2 separate regions of the Homo sapiens genome follow, and region 2 is linked to region 1. Evidence: chromatin contacts called from ENCODE Hi-C data. All regions are on one chromosome and are shown on one strand. Each heading gives the region's core, a stretch centred on a gene start or an enhancer-like site at or near the end of the contact. The rest is flanking DNA. Distances are from core to core; before and after follow the strand shown. Region 1 holds the start of CAPN14 (calpain 14). Region 2 has its middle 8.5 kb from the start of LINC01946.

Region 1 (5,665 bases), core at 2,733-5,232:
CCAGGTAGATTGCTGTTGCAGGGCTAGGCACAGGGGTAAGCTCCAAGTAGGAACTCACAGATTAAAATGTGGTTGGTTGAATCCATCATTAAGAATTTATCTTAATGAAACAATTTTATCTCTAATTGATTCGTTGACTTTTTAATAGACCCTTAACATTTACAGTTACAATCATGTCTCAAAACACTTGCAAATGTGGCCTGCAGTTTCTCTCTGCTAAAGTTTCACATCTAATCCCTTATTTAGATGTGATAACATCAGACATTCCTGGGCAGTTTTCAGGTGGTTCTGTGGTTACTGATTACGAACAGGAAAACAGCATCTCTATGTACATATCATGACCTGTTCATAAAAGATGAAATGATTTTGTAATGTTAATGGTTTGAAAGGCTTTAAATTGTTTTTCTTTTACTGTTTAGACATCTGTCTGCATTTAGATCAAGTTTCTAACAGAAAACCCCAAGCATGATTCTTCATTTATTAGAGCAGACATTTGCCTTTCAGTAAACAATGATGAATGTGGCCCAACTATGAGTTCTTGAAGGCGAGAATGGTATAGGCTTTTTAAAATCTGTATTCCCAGATGTGATCATTCATGATATAGTCACATAATACCATGAATAAACAGATGCTTGATAAATGCTGGCCAATTGACTCACTGACAGAAGGGATGGATGTTTCTTCACTTGGAAAATGTAAAGAACAATAAAGCGTGCCCTCCCCTCCCCTCTTATGAAGCTGAACTGAGATAAAGGAAGTTAAAAACTTCCTGTGAACTGTCAATCACTTGGCTGCTCCTCTGGTGTCTGATCACATTGCTGGGGCCTGATTTAGGTTGAGGGAGCCTCTTTAACATCCTTCCCCTCCAAAATGCTCATCCAGGCTTGCCTTAGGGCTCCTTTCCTGGGTGGTATGTGGGATCCACGTCAAAGCAACCTGGGGAAGTAAAACCAAGGTCAGACCTAAAAGAAAAAACAAGTCTCCAAAGGGAACATGCACCTTGGGAGAAGGTGGGGGAGAAGCGGCAGGAAGTCCCTTAACTGGCAATGCTGGGGTAGGCGTCCCCTGGGCTGACTGCATGCCTCTATGGAGGTCTAAGAACTTGGCTGTTGGAGCTCCCTACTCACCCCCAGCTGCCCCACTTCCATTTGACTTTATGAGACACTGCATAGTCACAAATCTTTGCAGAGAATAAGACTCCCTGGAGCATGGGTGTACACCTTGAGTTGCCACGACCTGGACACAGCTTTCCCTGAGCAAAGGAACATCCGCTCGGCCTTTGTGGAAGTTGCACCCTGGCGTCGCTCATTGCAGCTGAACCAAATATGAGGCTAGAAGGAACTTAGTGGTCATCCAATTCAGTGCCCCCATGTACTGACAGGACCTCTGAGCAGTTCCAGGGAGTCATGGCCTGCTTGGCCTGACTGTTGGGGGAGCCCTGGGGCATCATCTCTTCTCTCCGGCACAGGCACACCCTCTTTGTACAGCCTCCTCCTAAACTATGACTTCAGTGGAGTCACTCTGTTCCCCTCCAGCTGCCCTGCTCTGACACTTTCAACCCCAAGAGGTAGCGGCACCCTAGTCTGAGAGTCATCCCCTACTCTTCTTTTTCTATCCATTCCCACGCTTTTAAAGAGCCAATCCTTCTGATTTTTTAAAACAAAATATCAAATGATTCTGAACATTTGACAACACATTTGGACAGGAAAGACTTTTAAAGCAGATGTAAATTCATTCCTTTTTTTTTTTGCAGGGGCATTTGCATCTTCAGAGAGTCATGGAATTTGAGCTAGATGAGCGGTCAGACTGAGGTAGCTCATCTCCTCCTCTGATCCTGCATTTGCCATAGGACTGGCCATTTCACGTCACGCCCTCAAAACCACACAGCTCATGGCCTCAAGTCCAAATGGCCAGGCTCTTGGTGTGTTAGTTCCTTTCTGTGTACACAAACCCCCACCACACACCCTCTGCTCTGTCCAAACTTACAAAGGAGATGTCGCTTCCTCCTGACCCCCTCTACCTCAAATCTCCCTCATCCTTCAAAGCTCAGGGCAAATGTCCCTCCTCTCCAGAGCCTTCCCTGGAAACCTCTTGTCTTCTCCTTGTGGGGCTTTCCTGCCCTTCACTCACACTCATGAACTGGGGAGAGAATGCTGGTTAACAGCCCCCTCCTCTCCCAAGCCCACTCCTGGGCTGGAAGACTTGGCCGGTCATTTTAGGCTCTGATTAACGCTACTCCAGAAGATCAAAGTATGCAGTTAAAAACCCAGGCAAACTTTTGGAAAAAGTAAGTCAATTAGAAACATCTTAAAAAAGAAAAAAAAAAAAAAAAGAAACTATTTGACAGTAAATACTATAGCTAAACACATACAAACTATATGATACAATTCCATTCCTGGTTATTACCCAACAGAAATGCTTAAATCTATGCACCAAAAGACATGTACAAGAATACTCACAACAGAAATATGCAAAATATCCCCAAATGAAAACTACCCAAATGTCCATGAACATGGATAAATATTAATAATAGTGATAACCATTTATACAATGAAATACTTCACAGCTCTGAACAAACAAGAATTACATGCTGCAATATGATGAGATTCACAAACAATATTAAGTAGAAAAAATCCAGACACAAAAACTCTTTGATTCCATTTACATAACTTTCAAAAGTGACAAAACCAATCTATATGTTAGAAATTAGCTTAGTGGTTACCCTTGAGGTCGAGCGATCTATCACCAAACCAATTATACCACTGATAGTTACATCAATTCCATTCCTTTTCTACTGCTTGTTTTGATGGTCAGGAGAGAGATTTACAAGGGAGTTTGAAAAGTGGGAGAATCAATTCATTTAAACAAGGCTTTATTGCATGCTTCCCCATGGGCCAGGCATTGCCCTAGATGGTAGGGGTACAGGATGGATTAGACAGAATTTCTGCCCTCGAGGAAGTCACAGTCCAACGACCAGGCTCACACTCTAGAAAGGGCCCTCACTCTTCAGCATGAGGTGCCCACTCTGTGAAATGGCCAGTACCTAACTCATCCAAGAATTCTCCCCCTAGAAAGTCAAAGACACCCCTCACCCTATCAGGCCTGGAAGATGTACCCAGGCTGAAACACTTAGGTACCACCCACCAAAACATTGTCACCCTGTGCCTCCATAGGAGAGGGTTATAAGCTGAACTGAGAGCCGACTACCTCGCTCTGGAGTCCTCCAGAGCTTTGAGGAGTGATTTCCAGTGCCCATAGGCCAGCAGACCACTCAGACAAGGGCAATTTCGAGATTTCTAATCTAGGCAAGGGCCGTGCCAAGCACCACACTGACAGCTATCATTTGAGGCAATATTTCACTCTTATAGTGTGGTCACCGTCCCAGTGTGTTTTTCACATCTAATTTCATACAGGAAGTCAGCCCAGCCTCACTGCTTATCAGAACAGAGAACAGTCGGCCTCCTTGACTCTGAGGATCCCATAAGGCCTCAGTGATAAGCTGGCTGCCCCCAGATTCCTTCTCATCAGGAGGCTCAGGAGACAACTGGGATGGCCTATGTTCTGGGAAATGACAGCACCTAGCAGCATCAGTAACTCTACCAAATGACTTCGAGAGAAACCAGAGCTGGAGGGACCTCAGAAATTACCCAGGCCCAAAGATACTCCCATCTTTTTTTTTAAATGAGGAGATTGGGGCCAAAGGGCTGAAGTCTATTCCTCAAGGTCACACTAATAAGTGATGGCAAAACTGAGGACAAAATTGAAATCTCCAGACTCCAGGGTTTTTTCTGTATACACTCACCTGCAAAGCTCAAACCAGGAGAAGCAAATACCATCCTCTCACCTTCTAAACCCAGACCCTGTAGAGTCTCATAGGGCCTCTGGGCTAACTTGGACCCACCCTTGGAACTAAAGAAATTTACCTGCACAGGAGATTTTGCTTCTTTAAGCGCCTGGGCAAGCTCTAATCCCGGTGCAGTCAGAAGCATGCAGCCTGAAACCACCTCTTATATATGGGTCCTTTCTACACATGGTGTTTAGCCAAGAATTTGCGACCCCACCTCCCAGGACCTTGGTTCCTCCCCACTGTGTGTTCTCTGGAAGGGAGTGGAGTACCCAGGGCTTTGCGACTGGATTACACAAATCCAATTATTTCTTTAGAACACCATACAGAGAAAGCCTGTTTCAGTAATGCCTTAATGAGAGAGAGTTAGTCATCTTCTCACTTCCAACCCTGGGGAGGGTACTTTCAGGTGTGACCTAGAAAAGCATTTCACTGCAGGAGCACATGATACTGCTTGCTCACCTCCCCACAACTCCCAGGACACCAAAGAACCAAGACAGAGATTCCTGTACATCCCTATGTTTAAACTAACATTGACAGAAGCCTGGAAAGTATTTTCAAGAGGTGGCTGTGGGTTTTCTTTTATGGTTGTCAGAGTCTGAGGCAGCCCTCAGGGATGTTTCCTGCTAAGGAGGAAATCTGTGATTCATTTGTGCTATTGAGATCGCTCCCTCTTCCTTCCCAACCTACTTTCCAAATCCCCCATTTTGGCCATCTGGGACTCAGAACATTGACCTCCCACTGGTTGTCTCCTCACAGTTCACCTTGGGTCCCGTTGCTCCAAATCTGGTTGTTCTTCCCTTAAAGCATTTCTTAGCCCTCCTGTGGTTGCTCTAGACTTCTTCACTCCCTCCCCACCCCCACCCCCAAATCCTTCTCCTAGGTTCCCACCACCACTTGCACAGATTTCCATCATAGCAGCTTAGTTGGTTCCAGCTTGCCTGCCTCCACGCTTGCACACCTAGGATCCCCAGAACCCAGAACCATGCCTAGTACCCAGGAGGTGCTCAATATGTGTCAGTGGAATCAGAGTCCCTTGCCTGTGGAAATCCTCTGTCCTCTTCCTCCCCGCCTGCTTCTTGGCCTCTGCCTTGACTCTAATCTCTCCAACTCAATCATTTTGTGTGATTATCACTCCACCCATTTTATTAGTACTGATAAATTAACTAATATTGATAATAATAGCCAACACGTTTTGAGCACTTATGACATGCCAAGCACAATGCTAAGCACATTGCATGCAGAATCTCATGGAATCTTCACAACTTTGTGAGGTAGTGCTATTATTATCCACATTCTACAAAAAGAAAACGGAGGCACAGCATGGCAACTCGCCCAAGATAACCGCAGCCAGTAAACAGCAGAGATGGGGCTAAAGTCCCAGGGTGTCAGGTTCCACTAACTTCTCCTCATCTTTGTCAAGGAATTGTCTCCCTGCCACTGTCAAATCAAATCCAAAGCTTTCTTCCTGAGCTAAACGCTCTTTGGAGCCTTCCCCCTGCCTCATGTGCCAAATAGCCACCCTTCCTCGCATGGGTCTGAAGGTGTTATGAGGATAGCAGAAGCAGTGGATCTGGGAAGACCATTATTATTATTATCTATCTCCCAGACATAACCTTTTCATTTTCATCTCCTCATCCTGGCCCTTAGTTATCTTCCCCCTTCTATTCATCATCTTTTCAGGGACTCCAGGTGGGGGGCTTCCGCTCATCCCTTGGGACAGCACCCTGCACCTGGCACAGGGTTAGGCTCACTCTATGTCTAAGTTGTTGTTATGGTCACCACTGGGCTTACCATAAATTGTGCTGCGGATTCACAGAG
Region 2 (5,665 bases), core at 1,315-3,814, 590 kb after region 1:
AATAAATAAATAAATAAATAAATAAAAGTGTTTCTTATAAGAATACAATTAGGTTTTGTTTTGTGATCCCAAATAATAATTTTTTGTTAATGGTTAAGTAAAGGTTTAAAGCTATTTTGAGCAACTTGCACATCAACTCAATTTTGAACATTCACATTTGGCTTAGATTTTCCATATAACATTGGATGTAACATAAAACACTGATTTCAGGAAAGAGGACAAAGATGAGCTCTTAGTGAACCATACATGCCTTTCTGCCATGAACCTGATTATGCCACACAAATATGGAAATGGCCCTAGTGAAAACGGGCTGAGAAAACTTGCATAAAGAGTTGAACAAACTGTTGAGCTAAGTAGGAACAAAATAGGTGAAAGGGAAGAGTAGGCACATTTATATTTGTGGCAATCCTCCTATATGTCAGATGCTTCACCTCATGGACTCATTTAATGCTGCCAATAATCTTCCTAGGCAGTCATCACTGTCCCTGTTTTACAGATGAGAAAATTAAGGTTTAGATAATTTTCTGATACTCAAAGTGTGGTCCTAGACCCCCCCAGCATCAGCATTATCTGAGAACTTGTTAGAAATACAGAATCTCAGGCCTCACCCTGGACCTCCTGAATTAGAATCTGCATTCAACAAGATCCCCATGTTATTTGTATGTACAATAAATTTTAAGAATTACGAATGCATTTCCAAAGGCCACAAATATAAATAGAACCTGACTCCAAAGCCTATGTTGTTTGTTCTGCAGCTGCTACAGAATCAAGTTACTTGACAGTCACAGATTAAACCCACAGCTAAAGTTAGCCAACTAGAGGGGTTTGTGTTGTCATATTGGGCCTCAGTGTTCTCATCTGTTCAATGTTTTAAACATCTAAAAGAATAAATAAATTCTAAGACAATAAAAGTATGCCATGTTGAATACTGCTTGAAATTAAAAAGCCACCTTAAGCCCCAAATGTTTTGTTAGATAAGATTTGTATCTGTTGCAGTGAGTTCTAAGATTATTTCTGGGTGAGGCTAACAGTTTATACTCACTGTCTGTCCATGCACGCTTCTACATCCATTCAGACTAGCAAGAGAATACCGTTGCACCAATTGCTAAACTTAAATGTGAATAACAGAGGAGAGTCTCTCGTATAATGTTACAGTAACTCTTCTAGTCCTGGGACCAGACCTTTACATTTGAATGAAAGTTCAAACAGATTCAATTAACACTGAGTTCAAATTCTGAACGAAAGTTCAATTCTTAAAAAATCTGGCTGGGTGCAGTGGCTCACACCTGTAATCCTAGCACTTTGGGAGGCTGAGACGGGCAGATTGCCTGAGCTCAGGAGTTCAAGACGAACCTGGCCAACATGGTGAAACCCCATCTCTACTAAAATGCAAAAAAAAGAAAAAAACAGCCAGGCATGGTGGCAGGCGCCTGTAATCCCAGCTACCCAGGAGCCTGAGGCATGAGAATTGCTTGAACCCAGGAGGCAGAGGTTGCAGTGAGCCGAGATCGTGCCACTGCACTCCAGCCTGGGCAACAAAGTAAAACTGTTTCCAAAAAAAAAAAAAAAAATCCAATTGTCCTTCTTTTTACCCCATCTTCCAGACTATTCCCCATTAATTTTTATTTTTCAATTTTAGAAGAAATATCATTTATGTTTGTTTTGGTTTTGGTTTCAAAAAAGTTGATGCACTTTTGATCTAGCCCTGGTGCTCAGAGATGAGCCAGCTTGTTCTGCTCTGTAGGCTTAAAAGAGCTTTTTAAATAGCAAAACAATAAAATAATTCAGTTATCATAACTTTTCCCAAAAAGACCTTCTAACTTGAGAAGACCGGATCTTCTGTCTCATAGAACACTGAATACTGTACTCTTCTTGCTTCCTTCAAAATCTTAGAACCAAAGACCTCGTCAGAATACCGTTCATAGATAATTAATGCAGCTCCAGTTGTTTAATTGCAAGACTTGGCCTTGATTTTTGGTTATTTAATTCTCTCAGTAAAATGTAGCTGTTTTTAAAGCACCAGTTTTATGAGCACATGCTGTACTCATTGATGCTATGGAGTCCTTTGCATCTTTTCCCAGCTGGCAAAGTTTTTATAATGACATCTTAGGGATGAGACCATTAGAGAAAGAGAACCCATCTCGGGATTTACTGGGCAAATTAATCCTTTAAATTAGTACTTGCCCCAGGCCAGGATACCTCTCCTGTGGGGCTGTGGCATTAAGGGGGAAGAAGGTAAATACAATTGAGAGAGAAAATATTTAATAGCTTTCAAGTAAAACATATCTGGGCTTCAATAGTACTATCACTATGTTGCTTTGCACAAGTCCTAATAGCTATTAAAGTCTCAATTTTCTCATCTGTAAAATGAGATCTTGCAGGGCCATTGTAAGAATTAAGTGGGTTAATGGATATAAAGCATTTGGCCTACAGCAAGCTTGTAACATAATTTAAATCCCCCTGGAAAAAGAAAACCTGAAGTTTAAAGACAGAATCAGAACTGAAAGCAAGAACAGAAGCACTTCCTCTTAGAATCAGACATCCGGACCACACTCCTTGCCCTGACAGAGCGTAGGACATCTAGAAGGTTAGAGGAGAAGTCTGACTGTCATGGGGAGGAAGTTTGCCTAAACCAAGGCTGGTGCCCTCTCTAAAGCAGTTCAAAAGAATTTGAAAACACCAGCTCTGAGCACCCCACATAGCTTGTCAACTCACCCCATGTTATCTCAGTCATGATGACTCAACACTAGAGCCTGGCTTGGCCAGAGCACTGAGGCTACAGCCTTCTGTAAACAAGACCAAGGACACAGGACAGCAAGAAAGAAGACAGACAGGTCACTCTCCTGGCTACTTCTATCCAAACCTGTATATCAAAAGAAGAGAACTTCTCTCATTCACACTGCAGGAGAGGGTACAGGAGCAGAAGGAGTAAAGAGGAGATGGGACTTGGCTTAAGCACTGAAACAAATTGTGTGTCTGCACCCTAAACTGTCAACCCTGGCTATTCTTCAAGGTAAAGAAGAGGGCCCTAAATAATCATTTATGAATCATGTGGTCCAGGCACTCTCCCAGAGATCACTTCTCTCACTCCTCACCACATCTCTATTGGTAAAATATTATACTCCCTCTTTTAGTGAGGAGCAGAGGCTCTGAGAGACTATCAAGCTGTCCAAAGTTAAACAACTGAATCAGAACAGAAATTAGAACACAGGTCTTTCTGACATCTTACAAAACCAGTTAACATAGAATTCTGTATTTGGTATATAGAGTGTTTTCATTTTTGTGAGTTTGGGTTTTTGTTTGGTCAGTTATATTCAGGGGGTTCTTATTCTCCCCTAAATACTATTAAGTCATAGATATAAAATCCAACCCACTTCTTTTTAAAGACTTTGGATAAAACGCTGAGATGGGAGAGATCCCTTGACCCCTTCCTGGGACTTGCAACACTGGTGTGGCTCATTTTACTCAGCTACCACCCTCGAACCCCTTGTGGAAAGGGGAGCACACAGGTGAGCAGGTGCAAGAGCCAGGGCAAGTGCCTTTGGCCACCAGCCAGCCCACAGCAGCATCTAGGAGTTGCCCGCGACCTCTGGAGCCCCAGAAAGCATGTGTTACAAACAATGCTCTTTTAGCTTTCCCATCCACGGATGGCTTAAGTGCTGAACAGCTCAGTGAAGAGTCAGTGTGACAGCCTTTTTGGGTCCCCACACCCAATGCATCTCGAATTCTTGTCTGGCATCCAGGAAGAATCAGGTCATACGAACGGATCAAAGGATGGTGTATGCAGAAGATTTTATTGAGCAATGGAAGTGGCTCTCAGCAGGATGGGGAGCTAGAAAGTGGATGGAGTAGGAAGATAGTCTTCACCTTCCCCTTGCGGGAGGGGGAGCACACAGGTGAGCAGGCGCAGGAGCCAGGGTGCCTCCCAACCATCCCCAACTGAACTCCTCTCAACGTTCAGATGCTTCTTCTCAACGTTCAGATGCTTCTTCTCTTCTCTCCTCCTCTGCCATGCCACTCTGCTCCTCTGCCAGTGGAGCTTGGGCCTTTTATGAGTACAGAATGGGGGGCTTGGTGGGCCAGGGTCATTTTGGAAAAGGCAACATTTGGGCAGGAAAACAGGAATGCATGTTTTCATTTAGGGCCATGGGTCCAGGCCTGAGGATGAAGCCCTCTCCAGGGACCCCACCTTCTTCTACCCAGTATTTCCCTGCCTCCTGTCCATATCAATACTTTAATTAGCCTTAATGTTAAATCTGTTCTGAAGTCTTCAGATTTCAATAATCATTTCTTTATTACCATAATTAATGTAAATAATTCAAGAAAGTGGAAATTCTAACCCTATTGGGCTTTTCCCACAAGTGCCTGGTGCTTATCTGAAATAATGAACTAATTTCTCCTTGCTGCATCCATATATGAATCCAAAAACTGAGCAGTCCTTAGAAATGATCATTAGGCCTTCTCAGGTAGGCAGCAGGAAAAGCTGAAAGAATCTCAAAGGATCTGCAGCCAGGACATCCATTTAAAGAGGTAATATATGCTTCTATATAATTTATTATTTCTAACCTTGTTCCATTAGTTTTCACCACAAAAATTATTTCCAATTTTTCACCCACTTTATGCCAAACAGCAGGGGATGAATTACTACACCTCTTTAAAGGTTCTCAGAATTTCATGCAGTCTGAGTTACGAAAACAGAAAATGCAGGTTTCAAGCCAATAGTGTTTGCTTTGTTGAGTGAACTGAATTATTACATGTAAAAGGAATCCTATTTGCTAAGGATATTACTTTAATGGAGGTTTAGTTTTGAGCTTTTTATTTATTTTATTTTTTTTTTTTTTAGACAGAGTCTCACTCTGTCACCCAGGCTGGAGTGCAGTGGCACAATCTCGGCTCACTGCAACCTCTGCTTCCTGGGTTCAGGCAATTCTCCTGCCTCAGCCTCCTGGGTAGCTTGGGACTACAGGCACGCACCACCACGCCCAGCTAATTTTTGTATTTTTAGTAGAGACAAGGTTTCACCATGTTGGCCAGGATGGTCTCGATCTCTTGACCTCGTGATCCACATGCCTTGGCCTCCAAAAGTGCTGGTATTACAGGCATGAGCCACCATGCTCAGCCATGGTTTTAATTTTTTTTAACAACATATTGCTCCACCAGAAACAAGCACATTAACTAGCTTAGTTCCTGTGGTTGGTTGGTTTATTCTTATTTCACTGGAGATGTTCTCTTTTTTTTTTTTCAATTAAAAAAAACTTTGTGCTTCAAAATTTAAACCCGAAACACAAACTTATCTCACAGGAAGTTTATTCTCAGAAATGTTTTTCTAGGACAAGTATCTGTTTTCCCTTAGTGCCCCCCAACACAGCATATACATGTTAATTACTTAATTTCAGTTTATAATAATTGAAGTTCCGTTAATTTGTGAGATTATACCCAGATCACACACACACTCTAAAAATATTCCTAGTTGTATTCTAGTTTTACTAACTGCCAAAGGTTTTTTGCAATAATCTCAGTCACCCACTGGAGATGTTCTTAAGCCCTGAGAAGACAGATCATCATTCACAGAAATAGACAGCACTGAGCAAAAACACATTGCTGTCCATCCATCTTCATCTTTTAGTAATCAACAAGTGCTTTCAAAATACTATGAGTTAGATAG

What was found. Hi-C counts contacts between places; a loop is a spot of excess contacts on that map. Pooled maps may share reads with other maps.
Region 2: a loop to region 1 is called in a pooled map, with 5 times the contacts of the local background. The contact joins the enhancer-like site here to the promoter of CAPN14 in region 1. A Hi-C loop is called at or near these places in 2 of 37 single-sample maps with no recorded cell type and 2 of 50 pooled maps.

Annotation. Positions count from the first base shown.
Region 1 is chr2:31,213,533-31,219,197 of GRCh38, forward strand. It overlaps CAPN14 (calpain 14), which reads right to left and starts at 3,983. Exons shown (of 22, transcript NM_001145122.2): 1 at 3,924-3,983. RefSeq lists enhancers at 606-1,106, 1,107-1,607.
Region 2 is chr2:31,809,632-31,815,296 of GRCh38, forward strand. No RefSeq gene overlaps it. Among named protein-coding and RNA genes, the nearest start is that of LINC01946, 8.5 kb to the left of the region's middle. RefSeq lists a silencer at 2,606-2,685. Within about 2 kb of position 2,565, at least 10 of the 41 ENCODE cell types and tissues checked have a DNase peak (open chromatin) inside an H3K27ac peak, as active enhancers do.